Linked DNA regions of Homo sapiens: region 1 is linked to region 2. Evidence: read pairs that join two places in POLR2A ChIA-PET (ENCODE). Cell type or tissue: CD4-positive, alpha-beta T cell. All regions are shown on one strand. Each heading gives the region's core, and the rest is flanking DNA. Links, peaks and the distances in the headings are about the cores only.

Region 1 (15,517 bases), core at 3,251-11,250, 72 kb after region 2:
GATTGTGTCTACCAAGAATATGGTCTGTCCCTTGTGGGTTGGGACTAGATTTTGTCACTTCTCTTACTCAGCGAAGCACAGAACATGGCACAGTGTAGGTGTCAGGGACTGCCGGAAGAATGAGTGCGTGTATTCATCTAGATCTATTCCCACCTCCGAGCCTAGTAGTCCTGCATTTATTCATCCAGTAAATATTTACTATGGGGCAACAGTAAAGTCAGTACTGAAAAGTTACCAATGCAGAAAAGAAATAAGGGACTGAGAGAAGCAAGCCCTTTATATGGAGCTGCTTTCCTCCTAAAAGTATGCCACTTGCAGAGGGGACAGCTGAGAAACTGAGCTGAGCTTTCTCATCTTCACATACTTACAAATGTATGGGAGAAAAACTATAGTTCTAGATTCTCTAAGAAAGGGGAGCCCTGACAAACTCCCCCCACCTAGGCTTTGGGTTGGACCACGGGGAGTGAGAGTAAACAGGAAACAACAGCCCAACCCTCAAAGAAATTGAAGACAACATGACCAAAAAGCAGAAACAGATAATAGAAAGTTATACAAAAGATCCAGATAATGGAATAATCAATCAAATTTTCAAATAACTATGCTTACTTAAAGACATTTTCCTCTTCTGCCCTCTGAGCAGCAGGACAAGATTGAGAACTAGAAATTATAGTAAAGAACCGGCCGGGCGCGGTGGCTAACACCTGTAATCCCAGAACTTTGAGAGGCCGAGGCGAGTCGATCACAAGGTCAGGAGATCGAGACCATCCTGGCTAACAAAGTGAAACCCCATCTCTACTAAAAATACAAAAACTTAGCCAGGCATGGTGGCGGGCACCTGTAGTCCCAGCTACTCGGGAGGCTGAGGTAGGAGAATGGCATGAACCTGGAAGGCAGAGCTTGTGGTGAGCCGAGATCGTGCCACTGCACTCCAGCCTGGGCGATGGAGCAAGACTAAGTCTCAAAAAAAAAAAAAAAAGAAAAAAAATTATAGTAAAGAACCAAATGGAAATTCTAGAACTGAGAAATATGGTAATAAAAATTAGGAACTCAGTGGATAGGTTTAACATCAGATTGGGCACAACTGAAGAGAAAATTAGTGAAGTGAAGTAAAGATCGTAAGAAAGTATTATTAGAGCAGAATGTGTTTATTGGGTGCCTGCTGTGTACCAGGTACTGAACTAGGCACTGGGAATACAACAGTGACATAAAGACATGGTCCCTGCTATTATGGAGCTGATATTTGAGTGGGGGAAGACTAATAAAAAACAATGGTAATTTCAGATGTTCACAAATGGCATCAGGAAATCAAGGGGGTAATGTGAGAAGAAGAAGAAGTGAAATGTGGGGAGGATATATTCTAGGTCAGTGGTCAGGAAAGACCACTCAGAGGAAATGTGTGTGCTGAGACCTGCAGAACAAGAGAAGACCAGGCATGCAAAGCACCTTAGATCACAATTCCATCCCAGTTCCACAGTGTCTTTTGATGACTGTCCCTGGGGCCTAGCACAGTCTCACATAGGCCAGGTTCTCCAAATGTCCTTGGTCAATGATAGAATGGAATACAGCAGGGAGGGAGGAAGGAGAAGAGAGTTATAGCACACGTCACAGTGTGATCCGCCTTGAATTTTTCATCCTCACTGAGACAGGGCTGGGATTCAGTAGCATCATACAGCATCCAAGGTGAATCTTCATCCACCCATTCATTCACCTATCCACGCACCCACCTATCCATTCAGTCTTTTGCTCATTCACTCTTTTTTTTTTTTTTTTTTTTTTTTTGAGACAGAGTTTTGCTCTTGTTGCCCAGTCTGGAGTGCAATGGCGGGATCTCAGTTCACTGCAACCTCCACCTCCTAGGTTCAAGCGATTCTCCTGCCTCAGCATCCTGAGTAGCTGGGATTACAGGTGCATGCCAACACGCCCAGCTAATTTTTTGTATTTTTAGTAGAGACAGGGTTTCTCCATGTTGGCCAGGCTGGTCTCAAACTCCTAACCTCAGGTGATCTGCCCACCTCGGCCTCCCAAAGTGCTGGGATTACAGTCGTGAGCCACTGTGTCCAGCCTCATTCACTCTTTTAATTAATTTATTGACACCTACTGTGTGTCAGGCAAGGTGAATGAGTGAGGGTCCTTTCCCCTGAGGAATTTATAGTCCAGCAGGGAGACCCATACGAAAATCACAAAACTGAAGAAGAAATGCTATAATGGGCCAGGCGTGGTGGTTCATGCCTGTAATCCCAGCACTTTGAGAGGCCGAGGCGGGCAGATCACCTGAGGTCGGGAGTTTGAAACCAGCCTGGCCAACATGGAGAAACCCTGTCTCTACTGAAAATACAAAAAATTAGCTGGGCGTGGTGGCATGCACCTGTAATCTCAGCTACTCAGGACGCTGAGGCAGGAGAATCGCTTGAACCCAGAGGTGGAGATTGCAGTGAACTGAGATCCTGCCATTGCACTCCAGCCTGGGTGACAGAAAGAGATTTTGTCTCAAAAAAAAAGAAATGCTATAATGGCAGCAGGGCTTTTAGACAGTGGATTTTAGAGTGTGGTTCTGCTTGCAGGGGAGTGGGGATGAACCAGAGATGATTTCATGGGGGAGGGGACATTTGAACTTGTTGAAGGATCGAGTGGGAATTTTCCCAAATGGAAAAGGCAAGAGAGGATGTTCTCATTGGAAGGAGAGGCCAGAACGTAGGGGAGAACATGACGGTTTCTGGAACGTGAGAAAGGCGGAACCCAAAATAGGAGGGCTCTAAATATCAGGCTAAGCTGTAGATGATGAGGGCTTCGTCTAAGGTGGTGGTGATGTGGGTGGAGAAGGGAGAAGGTGGAAGAGATAGCTAGATTTGTATTCTGCTAAAGAGACTTGGAGGAACTCCTTTATTATTTACCTTTTACTTCCTGAGCTGGTAGAACTCAATAAACTCTTTAACCTCAGAGGGGTCATAACTGTAAGGCTCTTTCAGGAAATGACCTAAAAGCAAAGCAGACTCTGTCCACTCTCAAGAATAGACTTGTGGCTGGGTGCGGTGGGTCATGCCTGTAATCCCAACACTCTGGGAGGCCGAGGCGGGCGGATCACGAGGTCAGGAGTTTCAGACCAGCCTGACCAACATGGTGAAACTCTGTCTCTACTAAAAATACAAAAATTAGCTGGGCATGGTGGCACGTGCCTGTAATCTTAGCTACTCGGGAGGCTGAGGCAGAAGAGTCACTTGAACCCGGGAGGCAGAGTCTGCAGTGAGCCAAGATCGCGCCACTGCACTCCAACCTTGGCAACGAGTGTGAGACTCCATCTCAAAAAAAGAATAGAGACTTCCACCGGGCATGGTGGCTCATGCCTGTAATCCCAGCACTTTGGGAGGCTGAGGCGGGTGGATCATGAGGTCAGGAGTTCAAGACCAGCCTGGCCAACATGGTGAAACCCTGTCTTTACTAAAAAATACAAAAACATTAGCTGGGCATGGTGGTGGGCACCTGTAATCGCAGCTACTCGGGAGGCTGAGGCAGAGAATCGCTTGAACCTGGGAGCTGGAGTTTGCAGTGAGCTGAGATCACGTCACTGCACTCCAGCCTGGAAAACAGAGTGAGATTCTGTCTCAAAAAAAAAAAAAAAAAGAATAGAGACTTCCAGAACCATCTAGCCCCAGAGCTGGGGTCTACTTCCTCACCCTGCAGGTGGGAAACAGGTCCAGAAAGAGCCTTGTTCAAGACCTCCCTCCTCCCAGGCCAGGGCCTTTGCACCATCATCAGACTGAATATCCACCACTGGATGCGATCAAGATGAGGCTGGGCGACCCCATCTCAGAAGTCCAGAGGGAATCCTTCCAGCTTGGAAGTGGTCGGATGGGTCTCCAAGGCCCTCACAACACTCAAGTCTTGTGAGCCTGGAGACCTCAGAGATTTCCAGACCTTCTAAGATGTGGGAAGAGAAATATAGGTTAAAAAAAAAAAATCAGATGAGCTTAGACTCTTGGTTTCTTTTATAATTTTGTTTTTGAAAAAACACCTTTTTTTTTTTTTTTTTTTTTAAGACAGAGTCTGGCACTGTCGCCCAGGCTGGAGTGCAGTGGCGCAATCTTGGCTCACTGCAACCTCAGCCTCCCAGGTTCAAGCAATTCTCCTGCCTTAGCCTCCCGAGTAGCTGGGATTACAGGCGACCGCCACCATGCCCTGCTAATTTTTGTATTTCTTTCTTTTCTTTCTTTCTTTTTTTTTTTGAGATGGAGTCTTGCTCTTGTTGCCCAGGCTGGAGTGCAGTGATGCGACCTTGGCTCACTGTAACCTCCGACTGCTGGGTTCAAGTGATTCTCCTGCTTTAGCCTCCAAAGTAGCTGGGATTATAGGCGCATGCCACCACACCTGGCTGATTTTTGTATTTTTAGTAGAGATGGGGTTTCACCATGTTGGCCAGGCTGGTCTCAAACTCCTGACCTTAGGTGATCCACCCACCTCAGCCTCCCAAAGTGCTGGGATTACAGGCATGAGCCACTGCTCCTGGCCTAGTTTTTGTATTTTTTAGTAGAGACAGGGTTTCGTCATGTTGGCCAGGCTGGTCTCGAACTCCTGATCTCAGGTGATTCACCCACCTCGGCCTCCCAAAATGTTGGGATTACAGGTGTGAACCACTGTGCCCAGCCAAAAACTCCTCCTTTTTGGGCCGGGCACAGTGGCAAGAGGGTATAGTCTCTGCTACTTGGTAGGCTGAGAGGCCGAGACTGGAGGATCCCTTGAGCTCAGGAGTTCAAATCCAACCTGGGCAACATAGACAGAGTCTGTCTCTAAAAATAAATAAATGAGCAAAGAAAGAAAAGAAGAACACCTTTTCAGGAGCAATAATGCAACAACATTATAGGAATTTTTAAAATAGTGTATATATTTTTTTCAGCTGTTGTCCCCACTCATGCTGGGGCCGGTGCCTCATTATGGAAAATTTAATTTGTACAATAATCCTAGGAGGTAGATTCTATTAGTATCTCTACTTTACATTTGTAGACACTGAGACTCTGACAAGTGAAGTATCTTGAGCAGGAACAGCCAGCTATTAAACGACAGAGCCCAGCCTCATAGAGTTGTTAAGTTATGCTGGTCCACAGTACAATGTATCCCCAACAAATGATGGCTCTTATTATTTTCCAAGTTTCTCCAGTGAAATTGTATATTTTTATAATAAGGCTCTGACTTTCCCAATAAATGTTATTTTTTTAAAAAAAATCAAACCAGAAGGGCACGGTGGCTCACACCTGTAATCCCAGCACTTTGGGAGGCTGAGGCGGGTAGATCATGAGGTCAGGAGATAGAGACCATCCTGGCCAGCATGGTGAAACCCCATCTCTACTAAAAATACAAAAATTAGCTGGGGGTGGTGGCACTTGCCTGTAATCCCAGCTACTCAGAGGCTGAGGCAGGAGAATTGCTCGAACCAGAGAGTTGGAGATTGCAGTGAGCTGAGATCACACCACTGCACTCCAGCCTGGCGACAGAGTGAGACTCTGTCTCAAAAAAAAAAAAAATCAATTGACTCGGGACAGGGCGCAGTGGCTCACGCCTGTAATCCCAGCACTTTGGGAGGCTGAGGTGGGCGGATCACAAGGTCAGGAGACGGAGACCACACTGGCCAACATCGTGAAACCCCGTCTCTACTAAAAATACAAAAAAATTAGCTGGGCATGGTGGCGTGTGCCTGTAGTCCCAGCTACTTGGGAGGCTGAGGCTGGAGAATCGCTTGAATCTGGGAGGTGGAGGTTGTGGCGAGCCACGATCGTGCCACTGCACTCCAGCCTGGTGACAGAGCAAGACTCAAAAAAAAAAAAAAAAAAAAAATCAAACGACTGGCCTGCCAGGTTAGAGGGCTCCCATTTTCCTCCCAGGAAATAGATGTTTACTGAGTGTCTGCCTGCTGCGGAATCTACAGCCAGGCCCTGGGTGGGAAGAAGGGATGGGGTAAATCCTGGTGCCTGGGTAAATGCCACTCACGATCTGGTTCTTGCTGAGGCAGGAATCAGAGGGCAGACCACAGCAGGGCTCATGAGACCAGAGCTCCTGCTTCCCACGCTTGCTTATCTCCATGAGCAAGGTGACAGTATGAAGTTGCTACTCACCCTGACCATGGGTCCAACCTCAAAAAACACTTGGCCCCGACATGATCTCAGTCTTTCTCATCTTCATATACCTAAAACCTCAGAAAACTTTCTGGGAGCAGCTCAGCAACAAGAGAGCTCTTCCTATGTCCACTCTCCAGTCACACTTTCCGCCCAGACTCCTCCCTTGGCAGTAGGTCTGTACCACCTTCTTCCTTGGCTTATCTATGCCTGCCTTGTTTACCAGAGTGAAAGTTTCTAGGAAGAGCGTGGACTCTTGAGGCTGACCGTTCTGGGTTTGAATCCACTTCTGCTTCCTGCCTTTATAATCTTATGCAAGCCGCTGTACTACCCTGAGCTTGTTTTCTCATCTGTTTTTTTCTTTTTTCTTTTCTTTTCTTTTTTTTTTTTTTGACAGAGTTTCACTCTTGTTGCCCAGGCTGGAGTGCAATGGTGCGATCTCAGCTCACCGCAACCTCCGCCTCCCAGGTTCAAGCGATTCTCCTGCCTCAGCCTTCCTGAGTAGCTGGGATTACAGGCATGCGCCATCATGCCCGGCTGATTTTGTATTTTTAGTAGAGACGGGGTTTCTCCATGTTGGTCAGGCTGGTCTCGAACTCCCGACTTCAGATGATCCGCCTGCCTCAGCCTCCCAAAATGCTGGGATTACAGGCGTGAACCACCACGCCCGGCCCTCATCTGTAAATTTCATGTTACCATCTGGTACTTGGCACTCAGTAGTAGTAGCTCTCTTTAGCTTCCAATTTGCATATAAAGAATGCTGTCCACTTTGGGAGGCAGAGATGGGCGGATGGCTTGAGCTCAGGAGTTTGAGACCAGGCTGGGCAACATGGCAAGACCCCGTCTCTACAAGAAAATACAAAAACTAGCTGGGCGTTGTTGTGCACACCTGTAGTCCCAGCTACACTGGTGGCTGTGATGGGAGGATAGCTTGAGCCTGGGAGGCGGATGTTGCAGTGAGCAGAGCCTACCCTTCCCTGAATGTGGTAGGCTAGAAAGTCAAACGGAAAATTAAAAAAAAAAAAAAAAAAAAGCAACAGAAAAACACTCTTGGGTTGTGCAGAGAAAGGGCTTTTGAACCTGGGCACAAAGAAGTGAGTGCCTGAGATCAGAAATCATAAACTCCCAGACCATCACAGCTGAAAGGGTGAAGAGATGATGATGATGATTAACAGCAGGAAACGTTTTTGAAAAAGTGCTCTCTACAGGTGTTTCTGTTTCGGCTTTCCCCTTTAAAATCGTGTACTTTGCATTACCTTATTTAATCCTCACGGCAACCCAGTGGGGGTAGGTATTATCACTGTTTTACAGATATAAAAACTAAGGTGTATAAAGTGCCCAAGAACACACAGTAAGGAGCCAGGACTCCTAATTCCAAAGTTCGTGGTCTTAACTGCCTTTAGCTGTTTTGGTGACTGAGTCTAATCCAACACAATTTTACAGATGAGGCTCTGGGAGGGGAAATTGTCTTACCCAACTCTTAACACAAGGGAACTAGAATTTGGGCCGCCCTTCCGGGCGCCAATCTGGTCAAGGATTTGTCACAGAAACTCAGATTTAGGAAACATTTATTAAGTACTTGCATCATTGCAATCCATCCTCAAAGCAGCCTCCGTGAAGTATTACAGTACTTCGTGTTACAATACTGATCATATGGGGAAATAAGCTAAGAGGGATAATTCCTCCCAAGATCAATTTAGCAAAATAGCGGCACTGTCGGGATCACACATTCAGGTCCTGAATGTGAGGCTGCCAGCAGTTTCATTAACCTAATCCCAGGCTCCTTCCTCCCGCACCTGAGGGTAGGAACGAACCACCCCCCCCCCCCACCCCGCCCCGGACCTGGAGCCCTCTCAGAGCGGTGCATTCTGGGATTCGCCCGCGAAGAATACCGACTCTGTGGGCCAATAGAATCCGAGCACAGGCGACTGTATCCACCTTCGCTGTCTGCAGGTTGCTCAGGCCTCCCTCAAACTAGCCAATGAGAAGTGCACGGGTCCTGGTCGCCTAGGAAACCGCGTGACAACAAGATGGCGGCGCTGCGGGACGGCTAGCGGCCCTGCGTGGTGAGTCTGGCTTAAGACCTTTCTGCCCCTGGAGTCCCCACGCAGGCTGGAGCCCGAGCCCCGAGGGCCTGCGAGCTCCGCGGCTCCCACAGGAGAGGTTCAAGACCCTGCTTACCATGACTACGCGTGGAGGCGGAAGGAGGCGACACGGCCTCCAGGGCTGGGTTAGATCGTGATAGACGTCGCTCCCTGAGCGCGTCCTGGGGGCATTAGGGAGTCCTGGCAGCGGGCCGGACCGTGTCCCCGCCAGAGCTCTGGGCTCTGGGGATGACGGAGAGGCCGAGGAGGTGTGAAGAAGAATGTTGTGAGTCAAGCACAGCACTGAGTTTGGTTCCAAAGATGTAGAGGCATGGTGCAGAGATTTGCTCTCAGAGCCAGGTCTGAAGTGGGTGACAACTCTGCCTTAAGGACCTTTTGGCCTGAGGGGTAGTCACAGTCCTGCCCTTGGAAGCCCCAAAGTGAAGGAGTTAGGCGACTGTCCTCAGGGCTCCCTAATCTGAAGGAGAAAGAGATATGCCCCTGCCCTCAGGAGTCCCCCCAAACGGACAGGGAAATGCAGCCTTTGCCTTCAGGGGCCCTTGTAATCTGGGAGAAGATTAACCTGGAGACAATGTGTCGGACTGGACTGGAGTGACACTGGAAGTAGGGAAGTCAGTTGGGAGCCATGTGACAGCCCCCAGAATGGGCAGTGAGAGTCCCACTAGGACGGCCGACGGTGGCCATGGAAAGGGGCAGCTATATGTGAGAGAGTTTAGCCTGCAGGGTTTGATGTAAGAGGCAAGATGGCGTAAGAGGGAAGGAAGGAGAGAAAAAATGTGGTTGGGTGATGGGGTCCCATTAAGAAGGGGGAAGTGGGAGGAAGTGAGTTTGACGAAAATGTTGGATTTGGTTTAGGAGTTTTGTTTTTTTTTCCCATGACAGCTTTATTGAGATATAATTCACGTATTACATACTTCACTCCTTTAAAGTGTAAATTTCAATTTTTAGTATATTTTAGTATATATTCCATTTATATGAAATGTGCAGTGTGGGCAAGTCTATAGAACAGAAAGTAGATTTGTGGTTGCCTAAGGCTGCCTTGGAAAAGGGGTGGGGGCTGGAGGGTAAATTGGGGGTGACTGCCAAAGGGTACAGGGTTTGTTTAGGCTGACGAAAATGTTCTAAAATTGTGATGGTAGTACAGCTCTGTGAATATACTAAAAAGAAAATTACACTGTAAGAAGGTGAAATATGTGAATTATATCTCAAAGCTGTTTTATGAAAAAGGTTGCATACTGTATAATTCCATTTGTGTAACTTTTTTGAAGTAAGAAAATTATAGAGATGGGCCAGGTGGGGTGGCTCACGCCGGTAATCCTAGCACTTTGGGAGGCTGAGGCAGGAGAATTGCTTGAACCTGGGAGGCGGAGGTTGCAGTGAGCCGAGATTGCGCCATTGCTCTCCAGCCTGGGCGACAGAGCGAGACTCCATCTCAAAAAACAAAACAAAAAAAGTATTGAGGGGAGCTGGGTGAAGGATACAAAGGATCTTTCTGTACTATTTTCCTAATTTCCTGTGAATCTATAATAATTTTCAAATAAAAAGCTAAAATATAAGTGAAAAACAAACTGAAGGGGAAAAAAAAGAGTTAGCTGGCCAAGGGAAGGGTGCAGGTAGGAGTGGGGAGACCGTTCTGGGAGTGGGGGGATTGAGGTTGAGGCAGGGGGGATACACATGCATTTGAGGCATTGCTAGAAGTTGAGGTGGCTCAAGTGTGGGAGGCGGCAAGATGGGAGATGAGGTCAGGAGACATAAGCAGGGACCAGGTCACCTATATCAAGGAATTATGAATTTTTTTTTGAGATGGAGTCTTGCTCTGTCACCCAGGCTGGAGTGCAATGGCGCAATCTCTGCTCACTGCAACCTCCGCCTCCTGGGTTCAAGCAATTCTTCTGCCTCGGCCTCCCAAGTAGCTGGGATTACAGGTGCCTGCCACCAAGCCCGGCTAATTTTTGTATTTTTAGTAGAGATGGGGTTTTGCCACGTTGGTCAGGCTGGTCTTGAACTCCTGACCTTAGGTGATCCACCCTCCTCGGCCTCCCAAAGTGTTGGGATTATAGGTGTAAGCCACCGTGCCTGGCCAGAATTTTGAATTTTTTTCTGTGGGTGAGAAGTGCTGGGATTATAGGCATGAGCCACCGCTCCCGGCCTGCTTTATGTTTTAAGATCTCTCTGGTAGCACATGGGAACTAATGAAGGGAGCCTTGGCCATACAACCCGTGAGGCTGCCCAGACAGGGCAGGGGCTGGGGCAGGGTGGGGACAGATTTGGGAGGCTGGATGCTGGGGGTGAAGAAACTCTGGGCCTGATCCTTGAGGAGGGCTCCTTCCAAGGAAGGGGCAGGGCATGATTCTCAAACTCTGCAGTGAAGGCATTGGAGGCTGCCTCCAGGCAGCATAGATTCCCTTGCTGACTGACTTCAGAAGTAGGGTTGAGGCCAGAACCAGACATCTTCAAAGTGGAACTTCTTGGATTTGTCCTAAAAAATTTGGTCCAGGCTGGGTGCAGTGGCTCATGCCTGTAATCCCAGCACTTTGGGAGGTCGAGGGGGGCGGATCACCTGAGGTCATTTACTGAATAGAGTAGTAGCCTTCGATTATGTCCTTCAGGTGCACTCCTTTTTCCAGAAGGAAGAGGAAAGGAAAGGAAACTAACATTTACGAGTGCTTCCTATGTGGCAGCAACAGCAAAAACAACAGCAGCCCCAACTCACATTTTTCAGTGCTTCCTTTGAGCTTGGCGCTGGGCTAGACCTTCTCTGTTATCTCTGAATCTGCTCAGAACCCTGCCTGTGCCAGTACTATTACGACCCCCATTTTATACTAAAAGAAACTGAGGGTGGGTTACTCCAGTGAGTGGCAAAACCTGGCATCTTAACCTTGGTGTCACATGGACTGTGTCTTTTTTTTTTTTTTTTTTTTTGAGATGGAGTTTCGCTCTTGTTGCCCAGGTTGGTTGGAGTGCAATGGTGCAGTCTCATCTCATTGCATCCTCCCCACCTCCTGGGTTCAAGCGATTCTCGTGCCTCAGACTCCCAAGTAGCTGGGACTACAGGAGCACGCCACCACGCCCAGCTAATTTTTGTGTTTTTAGTAGAGACAGGGTTTCACCATGTCGGACAGCTGATCTCGAACCACTGACCTCAGGCGATCCACCCACCTCGGCCTGTGTCTTGATTGAATCCTGCCTGTGGGTTGGCCTCTCTGGCTCTGAGATGTTGGGAGTGGCACCTGGTTTCTGGTGGGAGGGAAGGAGATACTTGGGCTTTGTGTCACCCAGCTGGCTGATGGACGGACAGCCTCCTGGGTAGTAGCATTTTCAGGCTCTAAGTTTGGGAAAGTTCCAGGCTTCTGACTCATTTCTGCATCCCATCCCACCCTCACAGTACTTTCCCAAGCACCACCAGGCCAAAGGTCTCTCAGTTCAGAGCAGAAAGCCGTATACCCAGAGGAGCAGGCAGATAACAGAAACTTCCAGAAACCTCTGTGGAGACAGTGGAAGAGGCAAAAGGTACTGCTGCCTAGACAGCGCTTCCCATTAGGAAGAGTAGCCAGGGAAGTGGAAACTTCAGGCTACCCCCTGGGCTTGGAGCCCTGAGTCTGTCCCCAGGGGCTGACTTCCTGCATTCCTCTAGGGAGTTCCTGACAGCTGGATTCTAGAAGTAGAACTATGAGCTCACCTTTGGCCTCCCTTAGCAAGACCCGAAAAGTGCCCCTGCCCTCGGAGCCTATGAATCCTGGGTAAGGAGCCAGCCTCAGGGGTCTTTCTGTCCCCGCCTCTGTATCCTCTTCTATCCTTCCATGGCCAGAGGACAGTGACTCCTAGTGTCTTGGGGAATACAAAGAAGGGCCACATAGCCTTCCCTGACCACTGTCTTTTTCTTTATACCTTCTTCTGGGGCACCCAACTTTGGATCTGAGCATAAACTGGGTTGTGCTTTTAGTAAGGTATGGGCCCTGTAGGAGTGGCTTGGCATCCCATCTGTTCATTCACTGTTCATTGATTAATTCTGCAAACACAGATGGTCTACGGACCTATCCTGGGCCAGGCCCTGTGTGGGGTTCAGTAAAGGGAATCTTTTACATCTGTCTAGCACTTTCATGTTTTCAAAACATTTTTTACCTCTCTTCCTTCTTGCTCTCTGGAATACCACTTTGAGTCTTTTTTTTTTTTTTTTTTTTTTTTTTTTTAAAGACCAAGTCTCGCTCTGTCGCCCAGGCTGTGGATTGCAGTGGCACGATCTTGGCTCACTGCAACCTGTGCCTCCTGAGTTCAAGCGATTCTCCTGCCTCAGCCTCAGTAGCTGGGACTACAGGCGCATGCTATAACACCTGGCTAATTTTTTGTATTTTTAGTAGAGACGGGTTTCACTGTGTTACCCAGGATGGTCTCGATCTCCTGACCTCGTGATCTGCCCACCTCGGCCTCCCAAAGTGCTGGAATTACCAGCCACCGCGCCTGGCCCCACTTTGAGTCATTCTAAGGCCTAGAAGATTCAGAGAGGTTAAGCAACAGGCCTCACAGCCTTTGCAGAGCAGAGCTGGGGCTGAGCTCATGGGCTTTGCAAGCCTTGTAGTCTTCCCACCTAAGACTCTGCTCTTCACCCCTTCCCCATCCTTCTCCACTGGGTGAAGTCAGACACCTCGAAGCCTGTCCCTTGTCTCACCCCAGGCTGGGGCTGGGATTTGGGGCTGGAAGTCCTCAGGAGTTAGAGGCCCTGCTTCCATCTCTTTGAGCTTTGGCTGAAGTCCGGTGCCCAGAGCCTTATCCCTGGTATCATTCCAGGGGCCCTAACTTATATTTCTTCCTTCTTCCTGCCTGGGTTCCCAGGAGGCGAGGAATCCGCATCTATGGAGATGGTAAGTGTGCCCCGCCCTCGTGCCCTCTTCGCCTCTCATGTGCTTGCACCTCCTACAGTTGGACCGATGGAGAGAAATCACACGAGAAAGGCCCTTGTCAGCTGGAGCAGCGGCCTCCACCGTGTTCTGTGCAGCTCCCATGCTGTCCTCCCTGAGGGCTGGGCTTCCCTCCTGGAAGCTCTCAGATTAGGAGGCCCCATACCCTTGGCACAGATGTTGCCACTCACATTTGAACCCCTTGACCCACTGTGGGACTGGCCAGTGTGTGCCTAGAAACCAAGTGAGGGCCAAGAGATTACCCAGCCCAGGGGTTTGGATCCCAGCCCCCCTTCCCCCTCCAGCCTCCTCCAGTGTGACAGCCTTTCTCCCGGGAGGCCTGTCCACACATTGCCACCCTGACTCTTGTAGCTCAGGCCTTTGGATCCCTGCCCCCCAACTCTCCACCATGGCATTGGCATTGGCCATGCCAGTCCCCCTGGGAGCAGGACTGGAAGAACTCCAAAACAGCCCCATTCTGGTTGGATCCTTGCTCCCCAGCCTTGTGAATTCTCTCTCCTCAAACTCCCTGGGGCACAGTGCATAGGCCGCGTCACACTGGCGAGGGCCCAGGGCCTGAGTTTCCTCTGGGTCTCCGCCCCAGAGCGGTGACCTAGGCATCCCTGTCTGCAGAAGATGAGGTGGACATGTTGAGTGATGGGTGTGGCTCAGAAGAAAAGATCTCAGTCCCTTCCTGCTATGGCGGCATAGGTGCCCCTGTGAGTCGGCAAGGTGAGAGCAGAGGCCTGAAGGGTCTGGGTCCTGGCTGCAGGAGGGGGCCCCAGAGACGGGGCAAGGCCTAGGGAGGCATGGCCCTTCCTCTCGCCTGTTTGGTCTGAGGCAGCTGCTTCCACTCCTGGCTGATTGTGGCAGGGACCTGGCTTGGCATAAAGCCACACAAGCCCCACCCTTAGCTCAGGAGGCCGAGGCCCAGCCCCAGCCCCAGCCCCAGGCCAGGCTGTGGCTATAGTTACCAGGTGTGATATCAGTGGGCTCAGGATTCAGGGTCAGAGAGGGATGAAGTCTGAGGGTAGAGCTCAGCTTCCTGCTTCTGCAGGGCTCTGGCAAGGCCCAAAGTCGCCTAGACAGTCTGCTTAGCTTGGCAGAGGGCTGTGGCAATGCTGAGCTCATGGAGGCACCTAAAGTGGGATGGGGCTAATCAGGGTGGCTTCCCAGAGTGGGGATTTAGCAGGTCTGAGAAAAGGGGAGACATGGGCAGGCAGGGATGAGCCCTGCAGAGTGCTGGGCGGGATCTGGGGATGCTGGGGATAAGGTTAGAACTTTCCACTAGCTCACTAGCTGTGGTATCTTGAGCAAGCAACTTCGCATCTCTCTGTCTCTGAGGCCTCCTCTGTGAAGTGGGCATGGGAACAGCGAGGGCAGCGTGTTGGGAGGATTCAATGAGATGCTCCTCGGTGGAGGGCCCCTGGCCAGCGCCTGTCACGCGAGGTGCTCAGTGTGGTGGCTGCCCATCAGGAGGCCAGCCATAGGGAAGGGCCTGATGATTCTCCCTCAGGCCCCTTCCATTTTACCGGAGGAGGGAATTGAGGTGGAAAAAGAGACAGGAAGAGCCTGGCCTAAGGTTCTGCGGCCATTTCACCACAAAGCCAAGATCTCCTATACCCTGGCTGGGGTCAACTTTCTTTTTTATTTTATTTTTTTTGAGACAGGGTTTTGCTCTGTCATCCAGGCTGGAGTGCAGTGGTGCGATCATGGCTCACTGCAACCTCAGCCTCCCAGGCACAATCAGTCCTCCTGCCTCAGCCTCCCAAAGTGCTGGGATTACAGGCATGAGCCACCATACCCAGCCAGGTCACTTTCAGTAGTAACCATGGCAACCAGGTTCTCTCTTTGAAAGAGCTCCAGGTGTCCTCTCCCTGCTTTCCCCTGTCATCCCCTCCTCTCCCACTCCCAGCCAATATCTGTCCCTACCAAGGTAACAGATGAGGACTTGCCTATCTTATTTTACTTCTCTGCCAGCAGTGTCCTATACTGTCCACTGCTCCTTCCTTCTCAGGACCTCCACCAAGCTCTTAGGCACCAAGCTGCTGCCCTCCCATTACCCTCTGCTTCTAGGCTCTGTCTCTTAGCTGTCATCACCACCTCCTTTTTTCTCTCAGGTTTTTTTTTTGTTTTTTTTTTTTTTGGAGACTGCCTTGCTCTGTTGCCCAGCCTGGAGTGCAGCGGTGCAAATCACTACTTACTGCAGCCTCGACCTGTCAGGCTCAAGCAGTCCTCCCACTTCAGCCTCTCAAGTAGCTGGGACTACAGACACACACCACCATGCCTGGCTAATTTTTGTATTTTTAGTAGAGACAGGGTTTCTCTATGTTGCTCAGGCTGGTCTCGAACTCCTGGTCTCAAGTGATCTGCCCGCCTCGGCCTCCCAAAGTGCTGGGATTACAGGTGCGAGCCA
Region 2 (15,517 bases), core at 4,465-12,464:
GGATCTTTCTCTCCTGACTCCTTGGGTGAGCAATCAGGATTGGCAGATCTTGGCCCCATCCTAGCAAAGAAACTGCTGCCTTCCAATCCCTCCTTGTGGTACCCAAATTGCCCCAATTTTCTGGGGTGGTGGCCCATCCAATCCAGGGGGTTGCTCATTGAGATGCTTTCTCATTGAAAGGAGGATGCCAACTCTTTCCCCAAGCTGAAAGGAAAATGAATCATGGGCTAAAAGTAACAAGTCCAAGTACAGAGCACTGATACAAGGGCTCACGCTCTGGAATCAGACCAATGTGGCTTCAAATCCATTCTCTGTTTGGCGTAGTGGCTCACACCTGTAATCTTAGCACTGTGGGAGGCTGAAGTGGGAGGATCGATTTGAGTCCAGGAGGTCGAGGTTACAGTGAGTTATGATTGCATCACTGCAGTGACTCATGCCTATAATCCCAGCACTTGGGAGGCCGAGGCGGGTCAATCACCTGAGGTCAGAAATTTGAGACCAGCCTGGTGAACATGGTGAAACCCCGTCTCTACTAAAAATACCAAAATTAGCTGGGTGTGGTGCCAGGTGCCTGTAATCCCAGCTACTGGGGAGGCTGAGACAGGAAAATCGCTTGAACCCGGGAGGCAGAGGTTGCAGTGAGCCGAGATCGTGCCATTGCACTCCAGCCTGGGTGACAAGAGTGAAATTCCATCTCAAAAAAGAAAAAAAAAAAAAATCCACTGGGCATAGTGACACACGCCTGTAGTCCCAGACACCAGGGAGGCTGAGGTGGGAGGATGGCTTGAGCCCAAGAGGTCGAGGCACCAGCGAGCCATAATTGTGCCACTGCACTCCAGCCTGGGAGACAGAGTGAGATTCTGTCTCAAAAAGAATTTTTTTTTTGTTAGGAGGCTAGATCTTATGTTATGTGTTCTTACCACAAAACAACAACAATAATAACAACAGCACGAGGAAGCCTTTGGAGGTGACGAATTTGTTTATTACCTTGAATGTAGTGATGGTTTTGCAAGTATATGCATATGTCCATACCCATCAAGCTGTACACATTAAATATGAGCAATTTTTTGTATATCTATTATACTCCATTAAAGTTTTGTTTTGTTTTTTTGAGATGGAATCTTGCTCTTGTCGCTCAGGTTGGAGTGCAGTGGTGCGATCTCTACTCACTGCAACCTCTGCCTCCAGGGTTCAAGTGATTCTCCTGCCTCAACCTCCCGAGTAACTGGGATTACAGGTGCCCTCCACCACGTCCGGTTAATTTTTGTATTTTTAGTAGAGATGGGGTTTTGCCATGTTGGCCAGGCTAGTCTCGAACTCCTGACCTCAGGTGATCTGCCTGCCTCGGCCTCCCAAAGTGCTGGGGTTACAGGCATGAGCCACTGCACCCAGGCTGAAGCAACTTTTAAAAACAACTTTATTAGCCGGACGTAGTGGTGGATGCCTGTAATCCCAGCTACTCGGGAGGCTGAGGCAGGAGAATCGCTCGAACCCAGGAGGCAGAGGTTGCCGTGAGTCAAGATCACGCCATTGCACTCCAGCCTGGGCAACAGAGTGAGACTCCATCTCAAAAACAAGAAAAAAAAAGTTGCTTCAAATCCTTACCCTAAGACTTCTGCTGACACTGCTGCAGAAATGGCTTTGATCCGAAGCCTTTAACCTCTTTTCTTCCACCTTCCAAATCTCACCCAAATGTATCTAGATTAGCAGATCCACATTCACATCCAGAGCCCCAGCTGCAAGGGGAGTCTGGGAAACGTAGTTTTTCACTTTCCATCTGTGCAGTCCGGGAAGCCACGCTAGGAGGAGGAAGGAATGTTGAGTGCCAAACCACCATTTCTGCCACTGTAGAGCCTGTGGCTTTTCATCGAATTACCTGACCCAGGGTCTGCTTTTTGTGTGGGGGATGCTGACATATAGGTTTTGGTGGAAACTTCAGCTGTTCCCTCATTTCTTAGAGCTCCCATTCGAGCAGGAGGCGTTTATGGGGAACCCTAGGAAGGCAGTCAAGTGTAAGGAGAGCAGGAATATTCCTCTATTTCTCTCTTTCTCTCTCTACCTTTCTTTAACGGCTTTATTAAGATATAATACACCTATTATACAATTCATTTATTTAAAGTGTACAATTCAATAGATTTTAGTCTAGTCATAGAGTTGTGCAACTATCACCACAATTTATTTTAGAACATCTTCATCATGCTAAATAATGCAGTCTCCATTCCCCTCCCCCGCCAACCCACATCCTCTGGCAACAACCACTAATCCACTTTCTGTCTCTATGGATTTCCCTATTCCGTACATTTCTTTTCTTTTTCTTTTTTTCTTCTGTTTTTTTTTTTTTTTTTTGAGATGGAGTCTCCCTCTGTCGCCCAGGCTGGAGTGCAGTGGCGCGATCTCGGCTCACTGCAAGCTCCGCCTCCCAGGTTTACGCCATTCTCCTGCCTCATCCTCCCTAGCAGCTGGGACTACAGGAGCCCGCCACCATGCCCGGCTAATTTTTTGTATTTTTAGTAGAGACGGGGTTTCACCGTGTTAGCCAGGATGGCCTATTCTGTACATTTCATATAAATAGAACTACATAATATGTTGCCTTTGTGTCTGGCTTCTTTCACTTAACATAAAGGTTTTCACTGTTGATTCATGTTGTAACATGTATCAATACTTTTTTTTTTTTTTGAGACAGGGTCTCACTCTGTTGCCCAGGCTGGAGTGCAGTGGCATGATCATAGCTCACTGCAGCCTCAACCTTCCGGGCTCCAGCCACCCTCCCACCTCAGCCTCCCAAGTAACTGGGACTACAGGTGTGTGCCACCACACTTGGCTAATTTTAAAATTTGTTTGTAGAGACAGGGTCTCACTATGTTGCCTAGGCTTGTCTGAAACTTGGGCACAGCAATCCTCCTGCCTCGGCATAGGCATGAATGGATAAATTGTATTGCATACATATAATGGAATATTCATCCATAAACAGGAATAAAGTATTGATACATGCTGCAACGTGGAGAAACTCCAAAACATTATGCTAAAGCAAATAAACCAGACACAAAAAGTCACAATTGTATGCAATTGTATGATTCTTTTTTTTTTTTTTTTGAGACAAGAGTTTTACTCTTGTTGCCCAGGCTGGAGTGCAATGGCGCGATCTCGGCTCACTGGAACCTCTGCCTCCTGGGTTCAAGCGATTCTCCCGCCTCAGCCTCCCGAGTAGCTGGGATTACAAGCCATGGCTCCCAGCCATTTAACCTTTTTTTTTCCCCAGAGACGGGGTCTTGCTCTGTCACCCAGGCCGGAGTGCAGTGGCACAGTCATAACTCACTGTATCCTCAAACTCCTGGGGCTTAAGTGATCCTCCCACCTCTGTCTCCCGAGTAGATGGGACTACAGGCACATGACACTGCACTCTGCTAATTTTAAAATTTTTCGGTAGCGATGAAGTCTCACTTTGTTGCCTCGGCAGGTTTCAAACTTCTGACTTCAAGCAATTCTCTTGCCTTGACCTTCTGAAGTGCTGGGATTACAGGCACTCGGCCTCTGTTTAGTTTTTTGAGGAATTGCCCATCTGTTTTCCATAGTGACTGTACCATTTTATATTTCTACCAGCAATGTATAAGGGTTCCAATTTCTCTGTAATCTCGCTAACATTTGTGTTTTTTTCTGTTTTGGTTTCTTTTGTGCAATTGTAGTCATCTAGTAGGTGTGAAATGGTATCTCGCTGTGGTTTCCACTTGCATTTTCCTGATGGTTAGTGATGGTGAGCATCTTCTTATGTACTTATTGACCAATTGTATATCTTCTTCAGAGAAATGTCTGTTCAGATCCTTTGCCCATTTTTAAATTTGGTTGTTTGTCTTTTATTATTGAGTTGCAAGAGTTATTTTTATATTCTGAATACAAGTTTCTTATCAGATATGATTTGAAAATATTTTATCTCATTCTGTGGGTTGTCTTTTCACATTCTTTTTCAAAAAATAATTTATTTAGGGGAAATTAATATAACTTAAAAGCAACCATTTTAGGGCTGGGCAAGGTGGTTCATGCCTGCAATCCCAGCACTTTGGGAGACCAAGGCAGGAGGATTGCTTGAGCTCAGGAGTTTAAGATCAGCCTGGGTAACATAGCAAGACATTGTTTCTACTAAAAATAAAAAAAGAAATTACCCTGGTGTGGTGGTGCATGCCTACAGTCCCAGCTACTCAGGAGGCTGAGGTGGGAGAATTGCTTGAGCCCAGGAGGTTGAGGCTGCAGGCAGCCATGATTGTGCCACCGCACTCCAGCCTGGGTGACAAAGGGAGACCCCATCTCAAAAAAAAAAAAAACAAAAACAAAATTAGCCAGGCACGGTGGCTCAAGCCTATAATCCCAGCACTTTGGGAGACTGAGATGGGTGGATCACCTGAGGTCAGGAGTTCGAGACCAGCCTGACCAACATGCAGAAACCCTGTCTTTACTAAAAATACAAAATTAGCTGGGCGTGGTGGCGCTTGCCTGTAATCCCAGCTACTTGGGAGGCTGAGGCGGGAGAATCGCTGAACCCAGGAGGCGGAGGTTCCTGTGAGCCGAGATCGCGCCATTGCACTCCAGCCTGGGCAACAAGAATGAAACTCTATCTCAAAAAAAAAAAAAAAAAAAAAGAATCATACAATTGCATACAATTGTGACTTTTTGTGTGTCTGGTTTATTTGCTTTAGCATAATGTTTTGGAGTTTCTCCACGTTGCAGCATGTATCAATACTTTATTCCTGTTTATGGATGAATATTCCACTGTATGTATGCACTACAATTTATCCATTCATCTGTTGATGGACATATGGGCTGTTTCTACCTTTTGGGCTGTTTCAAATAATGTTGCTATGAACACGAATGCATATGTGCTTGTTTGAGTACCTGTTTCCAATTTTGGGTATATGCTAGAAGTGGAATATGCTAATTCTTTACCTTTGAGGCACCACCAAACTGTTTTGCCATAGCACTTGGACCATTTTGCATTTCCACCAACAATGTATGAGAGTTCCAATTTCTCTACATCCTTGCCAACAACACTTGCTTTTTCTTTTTTTTCAAGACAGAGTCTCTGTTGCCCAGTGCAGTGATGCAATCTCAGCTCACTGCAACCTCTGCCTCCTGGGTTCAAGCAATTCTCCTGCCTCAGCCTCCCAAGTAGCTGGTATTACAGGCGCATGCCACCACACCCAGCTAATTTTTTGTATGTTTAGCAGAGACGGGGTTTCACCGTGTTGGCCAGGCTGGTCTCGAACTCCTGACCTCGTGATCCACCTGCCTTGGCCTCCCAAAGTTCTAGGATTACAGGGGTGAGCCACCGCACCCGGCCACCAACAATGCTTATTTTCCTTTATTTTATTTATTTATTTATTTTATTTATTTGGTTTTTTTTGAGACAAAGTCTCGCTCAGTGAGCCACCATGCCTAGCCTATTTTATTTTTATTTTAAAAAATATATATACAGCTATCCTACACTTCCTTTGATTGAATCTTATGAAGCACAAAGGCTTTTAATTTTGGTGAAATCCAATTTTCCTACTTTATTTTTTGTTGCTTGTGCTTTTTGTGTTGTGTCTAATAAAGCTTTGTCTAACCCAAGGTCTGAAAGGTTTGCTCCCATATTTTCTCCTAAGAGTTTTGGAGTTTTAGCTCTTACATTTAGGTATACGATGCATTTTGAGTTTAGTTTTGTATATGATAAGAGAAACCGACACAACTTTTTTTTTTTTTTTTTTTTTTTTTTTTTTGTGATAGGGTCTTGCTTTGTTGCCCAGGCTAGAGTGCAGTGGCCCAACCACAGCTCACTGCAGCCTTGACCTCCCAGGCCCAAGTGATCCTCCCATCTCAGCTTCCCAAATAGCTGGGAGTACAGACGCACACCACCACGCCCGGCTAATTTTTGTATTTTTTTTTGTAGAGAAGAGGTTTTGCCATGTTATCCAGGCTGGTCTCAAACTCCTGAGCTCAAGCGAACCTTCTGCCTCAGCCTCCCAAAGTGCTGGAATTATAGGCATGAGCCACACTGCACCCAGCCAGGGATACAACTCTTTTTGTATGTAGGTATTCTGTTTTCTTAGCACCATTTGTTGGTTTTGTATCCTGCAACCTTGCATTAGTTTCAATAGGTTTCTGTGGATTCCTCAGGATTTTCTTTCTTTCTTTATGTTTTTTTGAGATGGAGTTTCACTCTTGTTGCTCAGGCTGGAGTGTAATGGCGTGATCTCGGCTCACTGCAACCTCTGCCTCCTGGGTTCAAGTAATTCTTCTGCCTCAGCCTCCCAAGTAGTTGGGATTACAGTCACCCGCCACCGTGCCCGGTAAATATTTGTATTTTTATTGCCATGTTGGCCAGGCTGGTCTTGAACTCCTGACCTCAGGTGATCCACCTGCCTCAGCCTCCCAAAGTGCTGGGATTACAGGCATGAGCCACCGAGCCGGGCCTCCTCAGGATTTTCTATGTACAAGATTATGTCCTCTGTATATACAAACAGTTTTACCTCTTAATTTCTAATCTGGGTGCCTTTTTTTTTCTTTTTTTTTTTTCTTTCTTTTTTTTTTTTTTTTTGCCTAGTAGCCGTGGCTAGAACCTTTAGGACAGTGTTGAATAGAAGTGGTAAGGGTGGATATGGTCTCATTCCTGATCTGAAGAGGAAAACAACTCACCTCTCATCCTAAATTCAATCTTAGCTGTGTGCTTTTTGTAGAAGCCTTTTATCAGGGTGAGGAAGTTCCCTATTCCCAGTTTGGTGAGTCGTCTTTTTTTTTTTTTTTGAAATAGAGTTTCACTCTCGTTATCCTGGCTGGAGTGCAATGGCACGATCTCAGCTCACCCCGCAACCTCCTCCTCCCGGGTTCAAACGATTTTCCTGCCTCAGCCTCCCAAGTAGCTGGGATTACAGGCATGCACCACCATGCCCAGCTAATTTTGTATTTTTAGTAGTGACAGGGTTTCTCCATGTTGGTCAGGCAGGTCTTGAACTCCCGACCTCAGGTGATCTACCGACCTTGACCTCCCAAAGTCCTGGGATTACAGGCGTGAGCCACTGCACCTGGCCTGGTGAGTGTATTTTATCCCAAAAAGGAGTGGTGGATTTCGTCAAATCGTTTTCCTGCACCTATTGAGATGATCATGTCCTTTATTCCACTGCCATAGTATATTATAGTAATTGATTTTTGCATGTTAAACCATTTCTGGGATAAAACTCACTCACTCATGATGTATAACCCTTTTTATATGTTGTTGAGTTCTGCTTGCTTCTATTTTGTTGTGGATTTTTGTATTTGTGCTCACAAGAGATATTAGTCTGTAGTTTTCTTATGATCTTTGTTTTTTTTTTTAATTTTTAAATTTTTTTTGTAGAGATGGGTTTCACCGTGTTGCCCAGGCTGGTCTTGAACTCCTGGGCTCAAGCAATCTTCCTGCCTCGGCCTCCCAAAGTGCTGGGATTACAGGTATGATCCACTGCAGCAAGCCTGTCATTGTTTTTTGATATCAGGGTAATATTGGTCTCATAGGATGAGTTGGGAAATGTTCTCTCCTCTTCTGTTTTTTGGAAGAGTTTGTGAAGATTTGACATTATTTAAGTGTTTAGTGAAAACAGTCAAGGCCATGGCTTTGGAGACAGCTAGAAATGTGGAAAGGTCTTAGGCTCTGGGACCTTGGGCAGAGGCTGCTGAATCTGACACACAGACCTATTCTGATTGGCATACACATTACTTTAAGACATTGGAGAGCCAGGCGCAGTGGCTCACGCCTGTAATCCCAGCACTTTGGGAAGCCGAGGCGGGTGGATCACCTGAGGTCAGGAGTTTGAGACCAGCCTGGCCAACATGGCAAAACCCCGTCTCTACTAAAAATAGAAAAATTGGCCGGGCGTGGTGGCACGTGCCTGTCTTCCCAGCTACTGGGGAGGCTGAGGCAGAAGAATCTCTTGAACCCGGGAGGCGGAGACCATCAAGCTTCCGATGATCATGCAACAAAGGCTCCAGCCAGTTCCAGGTGAAGACACCACCCCTGGCCATCAAGAAGCTACCCTGTCTCCACTAGACAGTACAGGGTGAGAGTTCCATGATCTCCAATAGGGAGATCATGCCACTGCACTCCAGCCTGGGTGACAGAGCAAGACTCTGTCTCAAAAAAAAAAAAAAAAAAAAAAAAAGACATTGGAGCCATTCTTTTAAAAAATATGGAGATTTCATGTACAACTCCTGATTTTCAGATTCTCTGGAAAAGTTGGAAGACTGGCAACACTGGCCCCTGATTATTCTGAGTAGTGGCTGATCTTTAAGAATGGACCATGCTCTCTGGTTTGCCTCAGTCCCAACCCTTCCCTGTTGGAAGCTTGAAACCAAGACTGAGTGTCAGGAAACAATTTTATCATACTTATTCTTGGATCACTTTATGTTAACTACATGGCCACTGTAGGCATTTGAGTTGATACTACCTGGTATACCCTTGCTGAGTCTTGTCTGCTCATCCATAAAATGGAGACATTAAAAATTCCTACCTTGGAGAGTTTTTTTTTTTTTTTTTTTTTTTTTTTGAGATAAAGTTTCACTCTGTTGCCCAGGCTGGAGTGCAGTGGCAGGCACAATCATGGCTCACTACAGCCTTGACCTCCAGGGCTCAAGCAATTCTCCTGCCTCAGCCTCCCAGGTAGCTGGAACTACAGGCCCATGCCATCATGCCTAGTTATTTTTTGTAGGGAAGGGGGTCTTGCTATGTTGCCCGGGCTGGTCTCAAACTCCTGGGCTCAAGCTATCCTCCCACCTTGGCCTCTCAAATTGTTTGGACTACAGGTGTGAGCCGCCATGCCTGGCCAACTTGGAGAATTTTGAGGACGATTAAATAAGATGATCATAAAGAGATTTGGCATGTAGGAGGCATTGAGTAAATTTACCTCCTGCTTTTTCCTGGCTGCATAGTATTCTGATGCATGGATGTACATAATATGTAGCTTTCCTCTAATGGTAGACATATAGGTGGACTTTAATTTTGCCCCGTTCCACACCAGGCTGGAAAGGACATACATGTACATGGTGGGCAGTTTTGCACAGTGGCTCAGATTACATTAGCTCTGCTGGATTTGAATCCAAGCAAGGTGACCTCTTGTCTCCTATTCTCTTGGAATGGTTGAGGATAAGTGGCATGACCTTGGATATCATTTGAAGATGCATCTGCAATTTTACCCACAGAAGGATTGGAAGGTCACAGATGGGTGCAGGGGAAGACGCAAGAGTGTCTGTAGGCCCCTTCTGCAAATGTAAGAGCAGGCACGCCTTAACTCAAGATCTCTTCCCCACCTTGGGGTGTGAAGCCAAGGGCCAACTCAAATGCATCTGACAGACTGACAGCTGGGCTGTCTGGGGAGATAAGCATGTGGGTGTCAGGCAGAGGGAGGGAGGTGTCAACCACAGAGCAGAGCCAGGCAAGAGCACTGTCAGCCCCACCCTCAGCTCTGCCTGTGGAGGCACACCCTACAGCTGCTTAACCTCTAAGCCAGTGACGTCCCAGATCCCTTCCTGACCTGGGGTCCTTACCTGGTGCCTCTCAAAAGTGTCCATGTGACAGAGGTCCTGGACCCATGTGCTGAGCTGACTGGGAAGTCAGCTGGCTGGCCTCAAGGTTGGAGGTGGCAATGGATATGGGTTGAAGAAGTTTTTAAGGTTTTCAGGGAGGAAGTGGGGCTTCTGGCTGTGGTTCCGTTGTCTCCCTTTCTTGGTGCATGAGTCAGCCAACCCCACCCCCAGTTCTACTTTGCTCCTCCAGCCCCTACCCTCCTAATAATAAGCTCAGATGTACATTACTTTCCATTTCACAACATCCAGCAAGCTTCTTGATAGCCGGAATGTAATTCCAAGGTCTGAGTCATATTTCTATGGGCTGTATTCCCAGAAAATAGTCCAATGCCTGACACATAGCTGGTAATTAATAAATATGTGAATTACTTTGGGAGGCTGTTTGAGGGCAGGAGTTTGAGACTAGCCTGGTCAGCACAGCCAGACCCTGTCTCTACCAAAATACAACAAGAAAGAAAGAAAGAAAGAAAGAAAGAAAGAAAGAAAGAAAGAAAGAAAGAAAGAAAGAAAGGAAGGAAGAAAGAAAAGGCAAATAAATATGTGAATGAATGACGTTCTTGCAGGGTACCAGATGCTAATTCTGCAGCTCGTTTCAAGATGGCCTCTGTTTGTCTTAATTTTTCTGGGAGCCCCTTCTACCAAACATATTTGTGGCACTTTTTACTTCTTCAAATGCCTGGAAAGTCTTCCCTAAGCTCTCCCTCACCTCTGGGACTTACAACCTCAACTTGGGTCATGTGTTTCTTTTAAAATTGTATATATTTAAGATCTACAACATGATGTTTTGATACACATATGCTCAGTAAAGTGATTACTACAGTCAAGCAATTTAACACATCCATCACCTCACAGTTACCTTTTGTGTGTGTGTGCGGTAAAAGTACCTAAAATTACTTTTAGCAAATGTCTACTATATAATATTACTAACTATAATCCTCATGCTGTATGTTACAGCTCTAGACTTATTCATTCTAAGTAACTGCAACTTTGTACCCTTTGACCTTCATCTCCCATTTCCCTTACACCCCAGGCCCCTGCCCCTGGTAAAGACCTTTCTACTCTCTGTTTCTATGCTTTCCACTTTGGGGTCATGTGGTGTTTTTTGGTTTTTTTTTTTTGAGACTGAGTTTTGCTCTTGTCTCCCAGGCTGGAGTGCAATGGCACGATCTCAGCTCACTGCAACCTCCGCCTCCTAGGTTCAAGCGATTCTCCTGCCTCAACCTCTCAAGTAGCTGGGATTACAGGCACCCACCACCATGCCCGGCTAATTTTCGTATTTTTAGTAGAGACAAAGTTTCACCATGTTGGCCAGGCTGGTCTTGAACTCCTGACCTCAGGTGATCCACCCGCCTCGGCCTCCCAAAGTGCTGGGATTACAGGCATGAGCCACGCCCAGCCAGGTCATCTGATCTTAAGTGAGTCATTTTCCTTATCTGAGTGTCAGTTTTCTTGCCTCTAAAATGGGAATAATGGCATTCATCTCCCAGAGTCACTCTGCTGATCCAGTGAGACAAAGCGTGTGGAATGGCTTTGCATGGTTCCTGGCATATAATGAGGGCTCCCATGCCAAGAGCTATTATTATTGTGGTGTGTGGATGGGGTAGGAGAAGACTGCATTGAATGAGAGCAATGATCCCCAACCAGGGAAGGGTCAATAAATAAAGCAAGAAAACTAAATGTAGTTAATCTCTCCAATTGTGCTGCCCAAATTTCGATCTTCCAAAATGGGTCAGGAATAACCATCAAAATTTTAACACTTTTAAGAAGCTGACTTGCAGATGCTTGCCTAACTAGGTAAAGGGTAATGTACAATATAGTCATCCACATTGGTCAAGTGCTTGCTTTGGGCCAGGCACCATCCTAAGGGCTTTACATGGATTATCTTGAGGAAACCTGGAAATAATTCTATGAGGCAAGTGCTATTATTATCTCCATTTGACAGATGAGGAAAGATGCACAGAGAGGTTAAGTGATTTGCCATAAGTTTACCCAGTTGGGATTAAATCCAGCAGAGCTCGTATTCTTAACCATTCCGCATACTGACTCTGTCTGGAGGTCTTTTCCAGCCTTGTGTAGAAAGGGGAAAATTGGATCCCACCCGTATGTCCACCAACAGGGGAAGGCTACATATTAAGCACAACCCTGCAATGGAACATTATATAGTCAGGAAAAAGCAGGAGGCAGATAGGTATGTTCAGGGCATGAAATGATGCCCACAATGGATTATTAGAAAACCCAGAAGAGACTGGGCATGGTGGCTCCCAAAGTGTAATCCAGCACTTTGGGAGGCCAAGGTGGGTGGATCACTTGAGGTCAGGAGTTTGAGACCAGCCTGGCCAATGTGGTGAAACCCCGTCTCTACTAAAAATACAAAAAAATTAACTGGGCTTGGTGGCGCATGCCTGTAGTCCCAGCTTGAACAGGAGAATTGCTTGAACCCAGGAGGCAGAGGTTGCTAGTGAGCCAAGATCACACCACTGTACTCCAACCTGGGAGGCAGAGTCAGATTCTGTCTCAAAAAAAAAAAAAAAGAAAAGAAAAGAAAAGAAAACCCGGAAGAGCAATGTGCATCAATATATTCCCATGTTTGTATAAAACACAATTTAGCCTTTCAGCCCCTATGCTCAGGCCCACTCCAACACTGTGGAGTGTACTTTATTTTCAATAAATCCCTTCATTTCTTCGTTGCTTTGTTTCTGCTTTTTGTCCAATTCTTTGTTCAAGATGCCAAGAACCTGGACACCCCCCACCAGTGACATATTTTGGCCAGCCAGCCCGGAGGAAGGGCCGCTCAGGGAAAGAGAGCCCAGAAACCTGGCATACCAGCAAAAGGAGGCCATCAAGCTTCAGATGATCATGCAACAAAGGCTCCAGCCAGTCCAGGTGAAGACACCACCCCTGGCCATCAAGAAGCTACCCTGCCTCCACTAGACAGAACAAGGTGAGGGTTCCATGATCCCCAATAAGTAGGGACTACGCCCCATGCCAGCATGAAGCAGTCCCAGGAAAAAGACCATCGGTCCCTCTGCCTCCCGTGAAGATTTACGGGGACCACAATCACATCTCTTAGCGGGGAGATGAGGCAGGAAAATAGGGGCTGGAGGCAGGAAACATAAGGCCAATTCACACTTCAGCTCTGACAGGAAATAGCTTCTCCCTGAGTACATGACATTGTAACTTTACTTCATTCTCTTCATTTACATAGGGCGTACCACAAGCAGAAGGTATTTAAACTCTCAAAAACTCTGTAATGGGGCCTTTGAGCCCCTATGCTCAGGCCTGCTCCCACACTGCAGAGTGTACTTTCATTTTCAATAAGTCACTTCATTCCTTAGGAAAAAAAAAAGCAATTAAAAAAATCAATTTACCTGTTTGTTGGTTCATAGAAAAATGTCTGGAAGGGTAAACACTAAACAATTCACATTGACCACTGGGAAATTGCGAAGGAGGAGGAGCTTCCATTTTTCGTTTTTACATTTTCTGTTGTTTGAAATGTTTACCACTAGTATGTATTATTTTGCAACTAACGAAAGGAAGAAGAAAGTGTGCAGTGAGCACCGGGAGCCCAAGGACCCAGCCCCTCCAGCTCTTGTCCCCTAATGTGGAGGCACCTCCTCTTCAGAGGCCTCCCGAATGTGCCCCTTGCACCTGGAGTCAGCTCCCTACTCCCCCTCTGTCCGCACTTCCCAAACCCACTCTGGTGATCATGGGCTTTCCTTGGCTTGGGTCTCTGGTCTGGGTCAAGGCATCTGCTCAGGTTCCTCAGTTAGAAGACCATGGTCCTCCCTCTGTGCTACCTCCCCAGGGCATGTGGGACAAAGTGACATCACATTTAGGCCTGTGACATCACAGGGCATGGATGACACAAGACAGATGATCTGGGAGATGACAGCAAGGAAGGGCTTGGCAGGCAGAGGCTTCTCCACGTGGGAACCTGAGGGAGTCTGTCCTCAGCCCACCTCCTGGGGCATTTCCTAGCCAAGCCAGGGAGCTTTCAGGATTGGAGACCTGGAAATCTCCAAGGCCATTTCCTTTTTTATTTTTTTCTAACAGAGAGGTTGTGCAAAGTGTTCTGAGAGCTGGGAGCAGAGTGTGATGCCAGGAGGGAGCACAGCTGGCAGATGGAAGCCAAAGGTGTGTGGGGAAGTGCCTTGGAGGGGAGGAAACTTCACTCGGTGCCCCTCACTTCCCTGTGATTCCCAGCAAGACAGCAGGGGAGGCGGGCTTGTGGCCTGGGGGTCTGAGAGGGCTCTTCCTTTTAGGGAGTAGAGTTTTGGTGAACTAAGCCCCTCCATTACGCTGAAGGATACTGAGGGGGCCACTGAGGAGTTGGGGGAAGGACTGGGAACAGCATGTGGGAAGAGAGAGCAAGAAAGAAAGAAATGAGGGGGTGGCTGTCGTAGTGGGGGAAGCTGACATGGCCAAGAGATGGCAGAGTCTGAGGTTTACCACTAAAGAGCTCTTGGCTACTTGTTGTGTGACTCTGGATGAGCTGCTAATAATAAAATCCACCACACAGGCTTATTGTGAAGACTAAATGAGATAAAGTTTATGAAGCCCCTAGCACAGTGCCAGACACAGCAAGAAAGCTGTTTGTAAAGGTGGCTATTTACTCTGTTCCTTGGACAATTCCAGCTGGAACCCTGTTACTTTATCTTCTATTCTGGGCATGTATAATGCAGAATTATCAGTTGTAAGCTACAAAAACCATTTCAGGAGGAGTTAAGCAGAAGGAATTTGTTTAAAAGATGTTAGAAAAGCTCGCAGGAGGTCTGAGAAGGCTGGAGAGCAAGGCTTGGAGAATAGGATGGATCAAGGGAGGCTGGAAGTAGACAGGACCATGGCCAAATATCACACCCCAGGACCAGCCCTGCACAGATTCTGCAGCCTCCCCTGAACCCCCTTCTTTCCTTCACTGCCCTGGAAGCCGGATGTGGTACCACAGCCTTTGTTGTAGAGAGGAGTTTCCACAGACCTGCCACCTCAGGACCAGTGGCTTTTTTTATTGTATTTTATTTTATTTTGAGATGGAGCCTCACTCTGTTGCCCAGCCTGGAGTGTAGCAGAGCCATCTCAGCTCACTGCAACCTCCGCCTCCCGGGTTCAAGCAATTCTCCTGCCTCAGTCTCCCAAGTAGCTGGAAATACAGGCACGTGCCACCACACTTGGCTAATTTTTGTATTTTTGTAGAGATGGGGTCCCACCATGTTGGCCAGGCTGGTCTTGAACTCCTGACCTCAAGTGATCTGCCCGCCTCGGCCTCCCAAAGTCCTGGGATTACAGGCGTGAGCCACTGCGCTCAGCCAGTGGCACTAGCTTCTGATCTGCTAGTCTACTGGGCTGCAGTGGAGATTAATGGCTGCTTGGGGCTTTTGTACCCTGGGCCAGACTCACGCACACCAGAATTTGTGTGAGGCCACAGGGGTTATGCCTCTTCTCATGCTCACAAGACTCGGCTTGGCAAGGAAATGTCCCAGGAGGTGGGCTAAGACAGACTCCCTCAGGTTCCCACATGGAGCAGCCTCTGCCTGCCAAGCCCTTCCTTGCTCTCGTCTCCCAGATCATCTGTCTTGTCAGCCTCCATGCCCTGTGATGTCACAGGCCTAAATGTGATGTCACTTTGTCCCACATGCCCTGGGGAGGTAGCACAAAGGGAGGACCATGGTCTTCTAACTGAGGAACCTGAGCAGATGCCTTGACCCAGACCAGAGACCCAAGCCAAGGAAAGCCCATGATCACCAGAGTAGGTTGGGAAGTGCGGATAGAGGGGAAGTAGTTTTTATTTTTTTCTAACAGAGAAGTTGTGCAAGGTGTTCTGAGAGTTGGGAGCAGAGTGTGATGCCAGGAGAGGGCAGAGCTGGCAGATGGAAGCCAAAGGTGTGCGGGTCACCCCTTCTGGGTGGGGACATCTGATCGACCTAGTCCATGTATGCCTGCA

The links. ChIA-PET counts read pairs that join two places held together with the same protein. Peaks named below come from ENCODE experiments on the same cell type or tissue, not always from the same donor. Only the 100,000 strongest peaks of a DNase experiment are listed, where the experiment ranks them.
Region 1: POLR2A ChIA-PET joins it to region 2 with 12 read pairs; 12 of 35 experiments call an interaction of 5 or more read pairs at or near these places.

What each region holds. Positions count from the first base shown.
Region 1 is chr1:26,299,242-26,314,758 of GRCh38, reverse strand. UBXN11 (UBX domain protein 11) reads left to right here and starts at 8,123. Exons shown (of 15, transcript NM_001389556.1): 1 at 8,123-8,167; 2 at 11,841-11,946; 3 at 13,037-13,065; 4 at 13,735-13,833. The coding sequence starts at 11,876. RefSeq lists enhancers at 7,793-7,882, 8,283-8,332, 11,016-12,215. In CD4-positive, alpha-beta T cell, for the core only: no CTCF peak of the experiment used is centred there; DNase peaks (open chromatin) are centred at 6,173, 7,188, 7,638 and 8,058; H3K4me3 peaks cover 3,154 bases; H3K27ac peaks cover 3,312 bases.
Region 2 is chr1:26,372,474-26,387,990 of GRCh38, reverse strand. It overlaps ZNF683 (zinc finger protein 683), which reads left to right and starts at 15,241. Exons shown (of 6, transcript NM_001114759.3): 1 at 15,241-15,322. RefSeq lists an enhancer at 9,528-9,737 and a cis regulatory region at 9,060-9,953. In CD4-positive, alpha-beta T cell, for the core only: no CTCF peak of the experiment used is centred there; DNase peaks (open chromatin) are centred at 9,400 and 9,700; H3K4me3 peaks cover 499 bases; H3K27ac peaks cover 2,324 bases.